Linked DNA regions of Mus musculus: all the other regions are linked to region 3. A link is a loop called in an ENCODE intact Hi-C map of the cell type or tissue named here. Cell type or tissue: heart. All regions are shown on one strand. Each heading gives the region's core, and the rest is flanking DNA. Links, peaks and the distances in the headings are about the cores only. Region 1 overlaps Dock8 (dedicator of cytokinesis 8). Region 2 overlaps Kank1 (KN motif and ankyrin repeat domains 1). Region 3 has its middle 8.6 kb from the start of Gm26207.

Evidence for each region. Hi-C counts contacts between places; a loop is a spot of excess contacts. Peaks named below come from ENCODE experiments on the same cell type or tissue, not always from the same donor. Only the 100,000 strongest peaks of a DNase experiment are listed, where the experiment ranks them.
Region 1: it touches region 3 in a loop (5-fold over the local background); 23 of 42 quality-filtered maps call a loop at or near these places.
Region 2: it touches region 3 in a loop (5-fold over the local background); 29 of 42 quality-filtered maps call a loop at or near these places.

Annotation. Positions count from the first base shown.
Region 1 is chr19:25,130,103-25,135,102 of GRCm38, forward strand. It overlaps Dock8 (dedicator of cytokinesis 8), which reads left to right. Exons shown (of 48, transcript NM_028785.3): 21 at 249-413; 22 at 1,962-2,134. Among named protein-coding and RNA genes, the nearest start is that of Gm34186, 23 kb to the right of the region's middle. In heart, for the core only: a CTCF peak has its summit at 2,390; no DNase peak of the experiment used is centred there.
Region 2 is chr19:25,338,549-25,344,873 of GRCm38, forward strand. All of the region lies in intron 3 of Kank1 (KN motif and ankyrin repeat domains 1), which reads left to right. Among named protein-coding and RNA genes, the nearest start is that of Gm52392, 59 kb to the right of the region's middle. In heart, for the core only: a CTCF peak has its summit at 2,673 (motif pointing right); a DNase peak (open chromatin) is centred at 5,393; H3K4me3 peaks cover 537 bases; H3K27ac peaks cover 2,563 bases.
Region 3 is chr19:25,442,334-25,448,658 of GRCm38, forward strand. No RefSeq gene overlaps it. Among named protein-coding and RNA genes, the nearest start is that of Gm26207, 8.6 kb to the right of the region's middle. In heart, for the core only: a CTCF peak has its summit at 2,913 (motif pointing left); a DNase peak (open chromatin) is centred at 2,928; H3K27ac peaks cover 904 bases.

The DNA.
Region 1 (5,000 bases), core at 1-5,000, 310 kb before region 3:
GCTATGCTACCGTACCTATAATTCTAGCTGAAGCAGGAGGATTGCAGTGAGTTCTGGGCCAGCTTGAGCTACACAGAGGGAACTTGAGAATGTCTGTAGTGAGATTATCTGGAACACTGGATCTGGCTAGAACACACCTGCCTCCATGGGCGTTTCTTTTGCCTGGCTAAGGTGGTCAGTGATCGAGACGTGCTATTACAAGCCTGAGAACGTCTACCTCAGTTTCTCTTCTCTTCTTGGCTCCTCAGCAAACTTCTCCCAGTTTGCCTTCGAGTCTGTGGTGGCCATTGCCAATAGCCTGCACAACAGCAAGGACCTGAGGAAGGACCAGCACGGGAGGAACTGCCTTCTGGCCTCCTACGTGCACTACGTGTTCCGGCTGCCGGAACTGCACAGGGATACATCCAAGTCAGGTAGTGCTTCCTGGAGCAGGGGTAGGGATGGGGATGGAGATGGAGATGGGGATAGGGGCAGGTATCAGCAGGGTACCACGTCAGACCACTGCCACTGGATTAAAGGCTCAGTTTTGGTTTTCAGAGTAAAACTTGTATACGTGCTGAAATTAAAAGTTTGTAGATGCTTTGCCCTCTCTTCCTTCCTCCCTCCCTCTTTTTTATGTTGTACTTACTATGTCTGCCTAGTTGGTAACTTCTCAGTGATTACCCCACTGCCAATTTGTGATCCACTTGAGGGTCTGCTTTAAAAGACGGCGAACTGTCAACTGTAAGATTCTAGAATAACAGCAAGGAAAACACAACCTATGCCACATCAGTGACACCATTGAAAGTTCTTAAACTTTTCATCACATAAAATAGTCTTCATTCCCCTGAACTATGTTAATAATAATCCATTTTGGTATTCTTCTTAGTTATTTACGTAGACCATAAACCACAATGCCTGGGTAGCCCGGTATATAAAAATATCATCAGTAGACTTTTTTTTTATTACGTATTTTCCTCAATTACATTTCCAATGCTAGCCCAAAAGTCCCCCATACCCCCCCGCACTCCCCTACCCACCCATTCCCACTTTTTGGCCCTGGCATTCCCCTGTACTGGGGCATATAAAGTTTGCGTGTCCAATGGGCCTCTCTTTCCAGTGATGGCCGACTAGGCCATCTTTTGATACATATGCAGCTAGAGACAAGAGCTCCAGGGTACTGGTTAGTCCATAATGTTGTTCCACCTATAGGGTTGCAGATCCCTTTAGCTCCTTGGGTACTTTCTCTAGATCCTCCATTGGGGGCCCTGTGATCCATCCAATAGCTGACTGTGAGCATCCACTTCTGTGTTTGCTAGGCCCCGGCCTAGTCTCACAAGAGACAGCTATATCAGGGTCCTTTCAGCAAATGCTTGCTAGTATATGCAATGGTGTCATCATTTGGAGGCTAATTATGGAATGGATCCCTGGATATGGCAGTCTCTAGATGGTCCATCCTATTGTCTCAGCTCCAAACTTTGTAACTCCATCAGTAGACTTTTAAAAATTCCACATCCAAATAAATTTGGCACCTTTTAAGTCTCTGCAGTCATAATTTACATAAATCTGTAGTTCCAATCCAATTTTTAAACCAGAGTTGGACTTCCTTTGAAATATTGCATCTGCCTGTCCTCAAAAGATGACTCTGGGTGACTCAATTCTGAACAACTTTCCTCCAAAACTTACAAGACTTGTGTCATTCAAATATTGAGCACACAAAAATATTTGTGTTTCTCGTTTTCCTTGAGAATTCAGAAACTCTGGCAATTGGTGACAGACTAGTACCAAGTGTATGCCTCCAGTCCCCCCACAGCCCTCCCCACTACCCTCCACCTCACACCCTGCCCCTCCGAGCTGCAGAATACTCAAGGCCCCATCTTAGGTTCACATTTCCCCACCATTCCTCCCTTAGTCAGTCTTTCTTGAGCTCCGTAACTGACTCTGTCCTGTCTGTTGACATGTCTCTGGCTGCTGGGGTACAGGTGGCCCCACCACCGTAGTCCCCGACCCCCGATACCACACATATGGACGCACATCTGCCGCTGCAGTGAGTTCAAAGCTGATGCAGGCCCGTGTGATGAGCAGCAGCAACCCAGACCTGACTGGGTCACACTGTGCAGCCGATGAGGAAGTTAAGAACATCATGTCTTCAAAGGTAGGGATGGGGGTGGGGAGGGGGCACATGTACTCTTGTTTTGCTTCTTAGCTGATGTCTACTGTATGCACTTCTAGGTACAGCTTGATATTTTGATATGTAAGTATTTTGTATGTTGATCAGGTCAGGGTACTTAGGATGTTTAGCACCACATACATCCATCTTTCCTTGGTGGTTAGAATGCTAACATACTCTTTTTATAGAGATTTTGAAGTATTTGAGAAAGAGTTTTGACCATTGATGTTTTGGTGTAGTACCGTATTAAAACACGGTGGGGCACTGTTCTCATATTTTTTTCCTGCTTTCTTAGCACACTAAAGGAACTGTTGGTACCTGAATCTTTTTGGCGTTGTTTTAACTTGGGGTTCTTTTAAGACGGGGTTTCTTTGTGTAAACCTGACTCTCCTGGAACTTGCTCTGTAGACCAGGTTTGGCCTTCAACTCAGAGATCCACCAGCTTCTGCCTCCTGTGTGCTGGGATTACAGTCATGTGCCACCACTGCCTGGTTCTTTTAGGTGTCTTGACATAGTGTCTCACTCTGTAACCCAGATTAGCCTAGAATTTAGTAGGTAACTCAGACCAACCTTGAACTCACGGATATTCTCCTGACTCAGCCTCCCGAGTGCTAAGTTTACAGTTGTGAGCCACCATGCCTAGCTAGGTACTCAGTTGCCCTCCATCGACTTTGCCAAATACTTTCATAAAACACTTATTTAACTTGCATGTAGAAGCATTTCTGCATGTATGCATGTATGTACACTATGAGCATACCGTGTGCCAGAAGATACCAGCAAAGGTGTCGGTTGTGAGCCATTGTGTGAGTGCTGAGAACCAAACCCGGGTCCTCTGCAAGAACGGCAAGTGCTTTTGAGCATCACTTCAGCTCTCTACCTCTGTCGGGTGCTTTGATGGTACTTTTCCAGAACGGAACTATTAGTGTGGGGTGGTTATTTTGTGTCTTGTCTGTTTGTTTAATTGTCCATATTCATTGTACATGCGATGGTTTTATAGTTTCAAGTAGACCGAGTACGTTTACCCTCACCCCTCAATGCCCTTCACTGGTCCCCTTCCCTTCTGCTTTCATTTTGTATGCATTTAATGGACTCAAGTGTCCCTATACAACGTGTGCACCACAAACCAGAGAACGCATGCAATATTTGTCTACGTCTGGCTTGCTTCACTTAACATGATGGTCTCCCAGTATGCCCATTTCCTAGCAAACAGCATAACCTTGCTCTCTGTGACTGAATAACACTCCGTTGTGTGTATAAAATATCTTCTCTACCTCTTTATTTGCTGATAGACACTTAAGATCTTTCCATAGCGTGACTACTGTGAATAGTGATGCAATAATATGGATGTGCACATGTCTCTCCAGTGTGTGACTGATAGCCTTTCAGGTACCTAGCCACATATGGTTGGCTGGGTCAGAGGGTAGTGCTATTTGCAGTGCCTGAGCACCCACCATACTGATTTCTATAAGGATTGGACAATTTACGTTCCCAACAAGGAGTCTGTCCACCTTCACTAGCACTTTATTACAACTATTCTCTTTTCCGTCTTTATTAATTATTTGAGAATTTTAGGCAGGCCCTTTCATGATATTCACACCAACTCTTCCAAGATCTATCTCTCTGCCCACACCAAACTTCATGCCCTTACTTTCTGGTGGTTGTTGTTGTTGTTGTTGTTTTCTTTAATAACCCACAGAGTCAAATTTGTGCAGCCTAGATAGATAGATAGATAGATAGATAGATAGATAGATAGATAGATAATATTATGTATTATATATTACATATATAATACACACACTCATGGCCCAGGGTCATCCACTGGAGTGTGGTTGACCTACCCGAGGCCACTCCCAGAAAGAAAACTAACTCTTGCCCCCAAAGCCAGCAGCTGTCCATAGCTCCTCATAGAGGAACTCATGAACCACACCCTTCCTATAACGATGGCTCTCCTCAGTGAGGGTGAGATATAATCAGTGGCTGTTTCATTAATGCTTTTATTTTCCTCTTTTTTTTTTCTGGTGGGGGAGGATCTGCTGTCCTTACTCTATATATGATATTCAGTTTTCCCAGCCCCACCTAAAGAGGTTGTGTTTATCCAGTATGTTTCAGGCTGGCCTTGAACTCCTGACCTACCTGCCTCCACTTCAAGAGTATCGGAGTTGCCTTTTCCTGCTGGCTAAAGATCCCACATATGTTTCACGTGTTTCTTGGCCAACTATTCTTCATCTTTTGAGAACCATCTGTTCTCTTTATTGCCTGAGTAGTTCCATTCTTCCATATTTAGTGCCCTTAGTATATTCTAGGTATTAACCCTCTGTCTGCCACAGGTTTCCCGTGGGCCGCCTCTCGTTGCCTCCTTTGCTGTGCAGAAGATTTTTCGTTTCACGCAATCCCATTCGCCAGTTCTTGGGGTTCTTTGCACAGAGCATTTGCTGCCATTTTGAAGTGTTTTCTCTGTCTTACACTAACCGTCTTGGAGTTTCTTACGTTGAACTCTTCCGCCCGTTTTTAGTTGACGCTCATACACTGTGAGCAATGAGAGATGAAGATCAATTTCCTTATTCCTTACTCTGTATGTGATGCCCAGGTTTCCCAGGCCGCTTACTGAAGAGGCTACTTGTATCCAACGTACATTTCTGGCATCTTTGTCCAGCTTCACGTGGCTGTAGCTTTGTGAGTTTAATTCTGGCTCTTGTATCCATTCTATTGGTAAGGCTTTCTACTGAGATTTTTGTTGTTGTCTGATTTATTGAGATCTTCATTCCCAAACTTCAGTTTATTATTTTTCATCATTTCTACATTGCTATTGAGTTCTCTTTCCTATCCCCTATTGACTTCCTTCTTTATACAA
Region 2 (6,325 bases), core at 653-5,652, 100 kb before region 3:
CTAGAAATGATGGTAATGTACTATGTAGTTAAACAGTAAAGCAAAGTACAGGGTTAGCTGTGTGATGTCCTCTTTAATGGAATGCAGCATTGCTCTGTGTCCCAGCAAGCTGTTGGTGGTGTCTACCATTGACGTAATGTCACAGCTGGATGTTGAAGGGCAGCCTCCTGTGTGGGGTCCTTGCTCTGTGAGCTGTGGCTGGAATCAGCAGCCCCAGCTTACGGATCAGTAAAGAGCGGTATTTTGGGGGCCCTGGAGGGATGGCTGGCTCGCCCTGCAATACAGGGAGGGTGGGTTGAGACAGTTGGTCTGACTTCATGTCTGTGAACTGGCTGTCTTTGAGATTTGTCTTCATGGTCGATTGAGAGCCACAGGTAGAAATCAATTTTCATGGTCTTGCTGTCTATCTGGGGACCGCCACAAGCAAGAGGCTGGTATGTAGCGCTGCTGTTGACAGAGCTGATGTCTGTCTATAGGATCCCGAGGAAGGTAGCGATGGCGATCTCACAATTCATTGTCTTGTTGGATTGTTTCAAACTCTGTCCAGGGCTCACTTCCTCTACTCCTCAGGCCTGACTGACAATAGGTAAAAGTCACTCTGAGTGTCAGCTTGTCCTTGTCTCCATGTTCCAAGAGAAGGTGGCCAGACCTGGACATTGGGGTTTGGGTCTTCATTAAAGAGGTCATGCTATTAACCCCCAAAGTTCTGTTGGCTAGCACTGGCCTAGACCATAGCTTTCTACTAAGAACAGCAGACCAAGGAATTTCACTAAGTTGCAGACACCAACACCGTACCAAGCCCAGCTCTCTGGGCCAAGTTCTTCACTCACTCTGAGCCTTAGTTCCCAATTTCTAAAATTGCATGTCTGTCTGGACTCTGTTTCCCTCTAGACTCTGGATTCCATCCAGAGCATAGGTGGGAAGAGGCAGAGGCCTCAACTGCTAGTTACATTGGAATAAAAATCACAAGACCCTCTGTCAATCACACTTTCTGATGTGTCCTCACCAAACACTTGAATATCTAGATTTGGGTTCCCTGCATGGAAGCCAATTCCAGACAAGGTAGGTTTTCTGTCCCTTTTGGATACAGCATCCTCTCTTGTATAGGACGACATCAGAAGCTTGGAGGCTGATGCCCTGGCCTTCGAATGGCACTGTTCCCATTTTCCCAGGGTTTTTGATCATTCATCTTCCTAGGAATGTTTCCGTTCTAGTCAGCTCCAGGATCATGTGACCCTTCAGTGCTTGTATGCCTAAGCCTATAAAACACAATGTTCTGAAATAAAAAGCAGCTTCCATTGCGTAAGGAACACACCTGCTACCCTGAATACCTGCCTTCTCGACCCACCCACATCTCCCATCCCATCCTTTGCTGACAGGAACCCTTCAGCTATTTTATACTTCAGATGGTTCTGAAGAAAACAAACAGAACCAAGTGTAGGACTAAGAAGGTCATTTTTGAGACCTCTATAGTTTCTAATATCTCATTACTAGTGCTAAGGACTTAGGTGGTGGACCCCTCTCAGGTGTCAGTCATTACCTAAACACAGATTGTAGGCAGCTCAGTGGGTGTACACAAAGATATGGTGAAAAGCCAGCCTATGCCAGCCTGTGTGTTTTGAATCAGGGGTTTCAATGTTGTCGTCTTCTTCATGCCTGCTTCTGTAATCTTTTACTCTGTGCCTTTAGATAAGGCTTTATAGTAAAACAGAAACCTTTTCTATCAGCACTTGGTACTTGGGAACATGTGGGTACCTGTCGAGGAATGGACAAGTGTTGATTAAGACTGCATCTGTAGAGTGATAAGTGAAGACGGCCCTGGCCACTGAACAGGCTGCAGGAATTGAAGGCAGACATGCTAGGAAGCCATTCTGGAGTGAGTAGAAGCTAGGTCATTGCTTTGATGAGGACACTGGTCACAGGTCTGGCTTGTATGTCAGCAGACCTCCAATGGAGAGTGTATGAGTTGGAAGAGACGCCAGAGGTCAGGATTCCCATTGTCCGATGTGTGTGTTTGTACCATCAGGACCCCATTGGGAACACAGTATACACACAAGCATTTCCTGATGGCTTTCACTTGTACACATCAATTTTGATTAGGGAAAATTTCATGGTAGCTTAGAAGAACATATAAAATAAACCATGGAATCAGTGGAGGAAGATGCTGGGACCACAGGAAGAGGAAGTGAGAAGGCAGGACAGTGTGCATCGTGTGAGGAGTTGGGGGCATGCTGAAATGGACATCTGCTCTGCTTGCTGTTCAAGGGAAAGGAGGAAGTGGGACCTGATACTCAGTTAACAGGGCCCTTGAGGTTCAATGGGCACCAACTCAAGAAAACCACAGAAAGTTACCACACGAGAGGGCCATGCTACAGCAGGACACTCTGAGGACAGCTGGTGGCAGTCCCTGCTGGAGATGGACAGAGATGTCCAGTGCTTTATGGGAAAATGGAATTTGTGCACCCCACTGTGCTCATGTCTGAAGTTTGGCTAATTCTTGCACGGAGCAATCCACATTTCGACGGCTTTCTACTGTTCCCTCTCCTCAGTGTTCTGCATGTAATGCCTCAAAGGAGATTGAGATGGGGGAGGGGGGCTTAGCCTCTGGGAGTTGCTTTAGAGATATTCTTTGGGTCCTGGGTCTGTCTATTGCCTCTCCCACTGTTCACTAGGTGGCAGTATTAGCAGCCTTTTGAGGAATTCGATTGCATTGTGACTGATTTTTTTTTTTTTTTAAAGGCAGGAAAGCCACTTAAAACCTCATGCTTGAAAGAGTCCTCTTGCGCTTCCTCCTTCCTCCTTTGTTTCCTCCTGGGTGGGAAGAGTTGCTGCTGGGGCAGCTGCGGGCACCTCTGGATGGCACGGAGGTTTAGACATGGCTTTACAAGAAGCTACTCACTGTAGTGTGTTCCACCAGCTCAGGGCGAAGGCTACCATGTTCCCAGCCATGTCCCTTGCTGCTTTCTCTTTGAACTTTTAGACCAGGGCAGGAGTGATTGACAGTCAATTAGAATAATGCCAATGTTATTATAGTTAATCAATAAGATGTGAAAATTGCTTTATAGAAACGGATATTCAGGGCTGGAGAGATGGCTCCGTAGGTTTGATCGTTTTCTATCCTTGGGCTTGTGTGACTATTTCTCAGGCAGAAGTTGTTGCTAGAGGAAGAATATTTAAGAGGCTCTCAGTAAGCAGTTGGTTGATTTGGCTGTTAGTCTCTTTACTTCTCTGGCTGATCTGCATTGGGGCAGTTTTAATGCAAGCCTCTGAATACAGGTTAGGTCAGCACACTACATTAGGCCTATGACACCGGGAACATATTTTACCTACTCCCTTTGATGTCTAAAGACAGAAAACAGTGGCAGAGAAGACACCATCTGGCGCGTGACTGACTAAACACACACAAGGAAGGGAAGAGAAAATAGGGAACTCTGCCTCCGGGTCTAGGAAAAATTGGCCCACTGCTCTTCTTTGGATAGCAGTATGTAGCCAAGGCTAGACTTGAACCCCTAAGCTTCTGGCATCCACCTCCCAAGAGTTGGGATTATAGACAGGAGCCAATATGCCCAAGATTGGAAGGGGAGCCAGACTGCCGTGTGAGTGGATGCCTCAGACAAGCCTGGTCAGGCCGAACAGCCCACAGAGAGGCTCACATTGGAGGCCAGCAGGAGCTCCTTTGTAAGCCTGATTCCAGAGTTGCCTCCTCACCCAGCAACAGCACAGCACCACACCCTGACTGACGCTGAAAGAAATGTTGTTTAACGCAACCATATATTGGGCAATAAGGAGGACCTTCTCAGGTCTAAGTAAATTTAGAACTTGTTCGGATTAACAATACCTTTTCTCCCCTGCTTTGAGCCAGGGTCTCTCTCCTGCAGCTCAGATTGGCTCAGTCTCAGTATGTAGCCAAGGCTGGACCCCTCAAGGTCTCTTGCATCCACCTCCTGAGTGTTGGGATTATGGGCAGGAGCCAACATGACCGGCTGTGGGTTTTCACTCCTAGACTTTTCATTTTCATCTAATCCCCAGAGTGCTCTCATTGTCAGGTAACCCACAGGGACTCAGGGAAGCCTTTGGTAACGAGCCAGTGGTTTCTTTGGATGTAGTTAATGTTAAGTCATTTCTGGAGCAACTTGAATTAACCTTGGTGGATCCTGTGCTGGTTGTTAAAGTAGGCATTTAACTGTTAAGTTACTATCAGGCTGTGTAACTCAGATCTTTATGTTAGTTTACAAACCCTTTGTCACTTCTCATAGCTGGCATTTCATCTAAGTGTGATTTAGCTTCATGTTTTATAAAGGAATACTCTTTATTTATATTTTCTTAATACCAAATGTCACCATGGGAACTTTACGGTATATAAGCCATCTTTAAGGACTGTGCCCATTCCCTTATCAAGTTTATATTCTACAGGTAACACTTGATAAATGAAACCCAAAAGCTAAGAGAGGTGGGGAGGCATGGCCAGCATCTAGTGTTCTGGTTTTCATTTCCTTTATTTTCTCAAAAATGCCCGCTCTTATTACAGGAGTTTATCTGAGGGGTTTATTCCTATCCACCCATTTACTTAACCTACCTACCCATCCATCCATTCATCCATCCATCCATCCATCCATCCATCCATCCATCCATCTCTCCACCCCAGTTTATCAGTTCCCCATGTTGGAAACACCTAATATTAATCGATATAGTAATTATGCCACACGTACCGCAAGTTTAGTGCCTTTGAAAAGGCAGCAGCAGTGTCTGCCTTGTCCCTGCTGAGCCTCAGTTCTGCTGCTGGAGAGGCCCGGTCTGTTGCAGGGCATTTTTGATTTACGTCGATTTGCCTCTAGTTCTGGCAAGAAGCAAATGACCAAGGTGGGCTCCATGCTTGGCCTTCAGCCTTCCTCCTGGGATTGGCACGTGGCCCTCCTAACACTTCATAGTGAAGAGTTTACAGTATATAAGCCGTCTTTAAGGACTGTTCCCATTCCCTTATCAAGTTTATATTCTACAGGTAATACTTGATAAATGGAACCCAAAAGCTAAGAGAGGTGGGGAGGCATGGCCAGCATCTAGTGTCCTGGTTTTCATTTCCTTTATTTTCTCAAAAATGCCCGTTCTTATTCACAGGGGTTTATCTGAGAAATAATTATCTTATCTTTCTGTCCAAAGAAGTGGGGGACCTAAAGCTGAGCTCTGTTTGTTTTGGAAGCCAGCCTGGCAGGCAGAGCCAGCACCACCCTTAACAGCTACTCAGTGGCGATAAGAAGCCAGCCGTTCTTGTCTCATCTGGCTATGGGAGATGGGTGGTGGGGGGTGGCATGCAAAAATGGGCTGGTAGGAAAAACTACTCGCAGAGCTTCTGTTGTTCCCACCGTAAGTTAAGGCAGGAGGTGCAGCCGCCTTCGCCTTCACTCTGTTGGCGCAGACTCAGATCAGCCTTCCGGGTCTTGGCGGGTGCCCAGACTCGATTGGAAACATTCTTCAACTGTCCACTCTCCCGTTCATGTCTCTCCCGGGAGCAGGCTTTCCTTAGACATGCGGCTTTCATAAGGATGAAAACACACATTTATAGAACGGAGCATCTTATAGAAGGGGAGTGTGTGGGCAGAGTGGCGGATGAAATGAACTCTTGGCTGTTGTCAGTCAACACACTTAGGGAGGGAACCAGGCTGAATGCAGGCAGTTGTCAGAGAAGTAAGTGTGGCCCACCTACTCCTGATGGAGCCCACCCTGCACACATGAAGTACTTGCAGTACTGCCCACGGGATTCCACTTCCTTTGGACAAAGCACAACATCACTGAGAGTAGCTAGCATGCACGGTTTAGATGGCATCCCGGGTAAAGCTATATTCATTGAGAAAAGAAATGAACCGTGTTCTCTATTCCAGGTCTATTACCTCCCAGTCGAAATATTTATCAGGACAAAGTTATTTTTCAGTAAAGATTGCTTTTCATTTTGAGACAGTTGAAATGTTTACACCGAGAGCTGCCGTCAGTTCAGAATCTGTGACTCTTTTAGAATGAAGGGAGCCCCAGATGATCCTGGCAGCTTTCCAGCATTCAAAGGGATAAAAGCACATGACGATCCCAGTCATTTTACCTGCAGTTTGTGGATGCCTGGGCAGACTTCTCTGTCTGCTTTGCAGTCATTACTAAGGGTTCTAGATAAAGCATATTCCTAATATTTAAATGTTGAAACATTAGAATGTTGAGAATGTAATATAATTTTAAGACACATAAGACCGACTCATCCTTGGTTGGTATAGTAGTTACTTTTTTTATTGCTGTGACAAAACAAAATACCACAAAACAAAATACAGCCAGTGTTGTCTGAGCA
Region 3 (6,325 bases), core at 825-5,824:
GGATCATTCTTACTGCAAGCCATTGCTACTTCCTGGGGCCTATAATAGGGAAAAGGTCCAAAATGGGTTCTGCATTCTTGCCCATGAAACTTCCTTGAGGTGCTCCTAATTAGTAAGGCTGGCTCCGTCTCTAGGAGGAGACAGACAGGCATCCCCCTTATCCTGTAATAGCCAACAGCAGCCTAACCTGTCTTGAAAGGTTTGGGGCCATGCCAGTATGCCTGACTGTTGCAGTGGGGGTCAAAAAAGAAGCTGGCATAGAAGATTTAATAACAAAGTTAAAGGAATTTGCCACTTACTAACAAAGTCAAAAGAATTCCCTTTGCTTAAGGCTCTTTTAACTGTCTGGCTTGCTCTGGTAAACACTATATGCTGGATGTCTTCAAAATGCGGAGATGTCTACTTCTTGCCTCACTGCAAAGGGGGAACACACACAGTATCGTTTGTCAAGCTTGAGAAATAGCCTTATAGACACAGGTAGAGGTAACAGAATAAGAATTCTGCTGCTATCAACTTCGGAAGTAGTAAAGATGATGTAGACAGTTGCTGCACGATCTGACCCCTTTGTGCTCATAGACAGAGGTTGAAGAACCTCATGGCCTTGGTCTGTTTCTGAAGACAGACAATGAGGTGGTCCTGGGCCAGCAGAGATAACTCCTATCTGCTTCAGGGAGCAAGTCAAGAGCAGGCAGCTCTGTAGGCACGTGGGGTCGTTGTCCTCAGTGTAGCTGGCATAAGTGATCATGAGGTTTTCTTGTCTGCATCCAAATGGACTTCTCATCCCCTGTGCCTGGTTATAAGGGGTCTCGTCTAGGAACATCCTTTTCTCAAAAATCAAAATGACTATCTACCTAAGAATGCCTGTAATAGATGCAAGTCTGTAGATCAATATACATACGTCGTTCAAGTGAAATGCATCCGTCTAGGGCTGACAGTACTCCTCCCAAGTGCTATAGCCTACTTAACAAAAATCCCAACACCAGGCATGAGAAGCCTTCCTTTGAGTTTGTTGGTCTGGGTTATCTAAGAGACTCCGAAAACATTATTTCTGGTGTCTTTGGTTGCCCTTCAGAGGGGAAGTACAGAAAGTCCCTACTGCTGAAGACACCAGGATACAGGACCCATAGGATTCACGCTAGATCTGATCTGCAAGCCTCCTTTCTAGGGACGAGCTTTTCATGGCCAGAAGCAACTTCCAAGCTTTCAAAGGAAGGAAGGAATCGGTAGTCCTAGCCGGCTCTGATGACTGTAAACAGTGTGGCACAAAAGCCCCCACAGTACAGTAGTGGCGCACTTGCCATTAACCAACAGCTCTCTAATTAGGTGTTAGGCCTGTTCAACAAGAAGGAAATCATGCCTCGTACTGGAAACCTAGCCAACTATTGGGGCGGAGGTTGGGGGGTAGTGGGGAGTGGGGGAGCTGTGCTACTGAAATCATGGATTTTGGAGGAGAACCTAAACCATCACTCTATTAAACCAGCACAGCCTGTAACTACATTTTAAATTTTCTCATTATACCCACAGGAAAGTGTAGTTCTTTACCCTTCATCAAGGAAACTTCTCCTTATGACTAAGACTATTACAGAAGACCACAACTATTGAAATGCAGAATGAAGAATGAAGCCCATTCCCAACTAATAGATCTACAACATGATACCTGTATCTGAGGTTCAGGGATCAATACAGAAGAGGGTACAGAAAGATTGCACAAACACCAGAAGTTCAAGAAGTTTGCTGTGAGATTATGTCTGCTGGAGATGTCAGAGGAGCTACGCACGTGATGTCTCACCAACATGGTGGCCTAAACGTGACCTGAACAGGGCTGCACCAAAAGAGATGCTAACGTGGAAGAGGGAAAGCCAGGGAGGCCCCAGCCCTAGACAAAGAGCTCCAGGCAACTAAAGAATGTTCTTCTTCCCCAGGGAAAACCACATCAATTCGTGTCCAATACCAAATGTTCAGCCCTGGAAACACATATAGACAAATAACATTATACAGATGAAACAGGCTGTGTTTGTATTTAAGAGCACACACACACACCATCAACAATAATGAAAGAAAAGAGGCTATGAATCGGAAAGAGCGTAGGGGGCATACATGATGAGAATGTTTGCTGGAGTTGAAAGAGAAAGGGAAATAACGCCATTATAAGCTCAAAAAAATTTTTTTTAATAATTTAAAAAATAAGAAACACCTCTCCCAGGGCTGGAGAGATGACTCAGTGGTTAAGAGCACTGACTGCTCTTCCGAAGGTCCTGAGTTCAATTCCCAGCGACCACATGGTGGCTCACAACCATCTGTAATGAGATCTGATGCCCTCTTCTGGGGTGTGTGAAGACAGCTACAGTGTATTTAAATATAAATAAATAAATCTTAAAAAAAGAAAAAAGAAAAAAAAAAACACCTCTCCCCACAAAAGAATCAAAACAGCAAGAAGCAGAGGCAGCCTCCTTTGATGGGCTAATAGGAGGGTGCCTGGAACAGAGCATAGTATGGAACCTATCCATCGAGGGGAGTCTGCATGAGGCTCAAGGTAAGTGTCAAGGTAGCAGGCCACATTTCTGAAAAATAATTTGATAAGAAATAAGGAAATAGAGAGGAGGGGACACAGATTTCATCCTTATTTGAGAAAAAGAAAGGCAACTATTGAATCAACAACTACCATAAAATAAGACACTGAATTAAAACAACCCCCAGGAGACATTAAGCCAAGAAAATGTTTACCCAGTTAAATCAACTAAGTAGACTTTGTTCAATAGATAAACCGAGTCAACACCATGGTCCCTCTACAAGGAGACTTGAAAAACTATGTGTCCTCAGGTTCCACTCAGTCTCCGAAAAAATCATACTTCCAAACCAGACCAATTTGTTCCTCGACGAGTCCTGACCCATTGGCTCCCCCTAGTGGCCAGTTATGAACACACTCACACTCTAGCCATTCTAAGGAGTTTTTCAAGCAGGATGTAGACTTTATAAAAGCAGTACACATTTGCAATCTTAGGTTGTACTGCACAGAGTAATAGCATCACTTCATAAAGATTTACCTGTGTATGGATTGTGGGTAACGAAGTAAAATCCAGTCGTCATGGTGAGCAGAATAGAAGTTTAAAATGGCCGGGCGTGGTGGCGCACGCCTTTGATCCCTCGGGAGGCGGAGGCAGACGGATTTCTGAGTTCGAGGCCAACCTGGTCTACAAAGTGAGTTCCAGGACAGCCAGGGATATACAGAGAAACCCTGTCTCGAAAAGAAGAAGAGGAAGAAGAAGAAGAAAGAAGAAGAAGAAAGAAGAAGAAGAAGAAGAAAGAAGAAGAAGAAGAAAGAAGAAGAAGAAGAAGAAGAAGAAGAAGAAGAAGAAGAAGAAGAAGAAGAAGAAGAAGAAGAAGAAGAAGAAGAAGAAGAAGAAGAAGAAGAAGAAGAAGAAGAAGAAGAAGAAGAAGAAGAAGAAAGGAATATTTGCGAAACCAGATAGAGAACACAGGTTTGTGGGTGGGGAGAAATGCCAAAGCAGGAGGAGGGCCAATCCCTGGCCACGGAGGGGACTAAGGAGACCACCAACCAGTCACACAGAAAAAGAAAAGAAAGACTGAGTTGCAGCGTCGACGGTGCCTGGGCCAAAAGCAGCTAGCGTTTGCAAGGACGGGCAGAAGTGCTGTGGGAACAGGACACAGGGCTGGGGAGTTTGCCCTGAGCTGTGTCAGGAAGGAAATGATGGGCATGAGGCTGGTGGAGGAACAGCTTCTGCTTCCCTCCCGGCAGGCCAGAGCTGGGTAGGATGGGGGTGGGAGGTGGGGTCACTGCCTTGTGGCTTCCTCTGGAAACTCATAGTTGCAGCCTTGTTCCTCTCTGTTTTCAGGACTTGCTTTTTCCTCCGTGGCTAAAGTCCTAGGGACTGAACCCAGACTGTCACTGCTGCGGGGCAAATGACCCACCAATGAGCTATATCCCTATCCCTGGTTGCTTTTTTTTTTGTTTTGTTTTTACAGTGGTAACATATACCTAATGCAAAGCTTGCCATTTTAACCATCCATAATGTTAATTCTGTGACATTATGCACATCCCAGTGTCCTGTCACCATTATCTCTATTTCCAGCACGTTGTCATCACCCTGCACACACACACATGATATGTGCCCTCATATGACTGCTCTGATACATTCTAGATTCTAATTAATTAGAGACATAATTAATCCTTGGCCTGCCTCCTTCTGTCCCCATGAGAAGCTACTGAGTGATCTTGCCTTGACACCATTTATTTCATATTCTGCTCATTTCGGTGATAGAAACGACAAAAGTTCCTAAATAATATTCAGATATACAATACTCTGCCTATGAACATGTTATACACACCAGCTCTCTTTCTCCTCACCGTAAACCTAGGAGGCAGCTGTGCACCATCATTGCCCCCTTTGTGTAAGATTCCAGGCAGCTCTGGTGCCCTGTGTCTTCCTTCACCCCAGGGCCAGGAAAAGACAGCAAGCTGAGCTATACCTGACTCATACAATCAACTCGGTCCTGTGACCACATGGGCTTAGGAAGTAGCCCACTCTGACTGTAAAGCCCAAATGACTACTGGACAGTGAAATCCTCTAGCCTCATGTGACTGCCCTGAAAGATTCTAGATCCTACTACTTAATTAGAGACATCAGGTCTGATTCTGGGGATGCCTTGGCTCTCACAGAACAACTACCCAAGGTTTCATTCACCTCTAGTCTACTGCAGTCACTATAAGCTAGAGCCAGGACAGCAATGTGCAAAGCCCAGAAGTCGGTCGGACATTAGTTTCAAGAAGTCTGCCCTAGTTATAGTTAGGTCATGAGACGTCTTGACTATGGAGGCAGAAACTTCTAGAATGAAAGCCAAAGAACCCGTAGCTGCTTTCTTTAAGCCTATTGTCCATCACCCCCACCGTAAGGAGTGAGAAACTGAGGGGGTGGGGAGCAGGGAGCTTGCTGTCTCCAGGAGAACAAACAGGACAGTTAATTTCCCAGCTCTGGGGACAAAGATATCATTAGAAAGTCCGTGTTCTCAGGGACTCTGTGTCCTTGCCGTGTGGCTGTCCAGTTCTCTAGGTCATAATTTTAGGGACCAAATCTAAGGACATCAGTTGATCAGGTAAACAGAGCGTATTTACCTGCCTCTGTACCTCGGGCTGCAGCTCTGATAAGTCCCTCAAGGTGCCCTTCCCAAGTTCCCAGCTTGCTTGCTGCTTCTGTCCCCAGGCAGGGCTCAAATGCCTGGGTAACTCACGTGCCTATTTGCTCTAAAATTTTCTCTTTAACGTTCCTTGCCTGCAAGGGTCACCCAAGGTCTTCTGCCTCAGAAGTATTGTGCTTCAGAAATCAGGGTTAGCTGGCAGTGATGTCACTCATCTGAAGTCCCTGCACATGGGAGGCAGGGGCAGGAAAATCACCAGAAGTTGAAAGATAGCCTGGTCTACATAGTGAGTTCCAGATCAGCCAGGCTACATAGAGAGAGCACACACACACACAAAAGAAAAAAGGAAAGACAGACAGACAGACAGGAAGGAAGGAAGGAAGGAAGGAAGGAAGGAAGGAAGAAAGAAAGAAAGAAAGAAAGAAAGAAAGAAAGAAAGAAAGAAAGAAAGAAAAAGGGAGGGTGGGAGGGAGAGACAGGCAGGCAGGCAGGCAGGCAGGCAGGCAGACAGACAGACAGACAGAGAGAGAGAGAGAGAGAGAGAGAGCGGTAATTGGCAGCAGACAGCTCCAGAACACTGTTTTTCCTTCCACAGACTGGCTGGCACCTACTGGTCCTGGCCCATTCTCTGGTACTCAGTGACGCCCCTCCCATGTTCAGTTGTGCACACAGCCCCGTGAGATCCTTACAATTCAGTCATGGCCCACCTGAGAAACAGACCAATAAAACACACAGACCCAAAGAAAGTGATGGGTGAGGGATTGACCTGTGAGGTCCTTAAAGCCAACAAACCCTACAATCGCCATCTTTATTTGGGTTAGAGATCCAGAAAAGCCAGTGGTGTGGTTCTAGTCCAAACCCAAAGCCTGTGGCCCAGGGAGCCACTGTCAGACCACGGGAGAGGATGGAGACCCTAGCGGAGGCAGGTGAGCTTGCCCTTCCAAGTCTTTGTTCTACTGGATGGCATTTGCCTTTTTCTCTCAGTTTCCTATAGAAACTCCCTCATAGACACACCTAGAGATATTTCATCAGCTAGAAGGGCATTCTTACCCCAGCGGATGCACTAAGCTAACTACCACATTGCTCTTGAACAGAGTTCTTCACAGTTGTGTATCCTGAGACCCTGAAGCCTGACGCTCTAACCTTGTGCAAGTTAGGACCAGAAGGAATC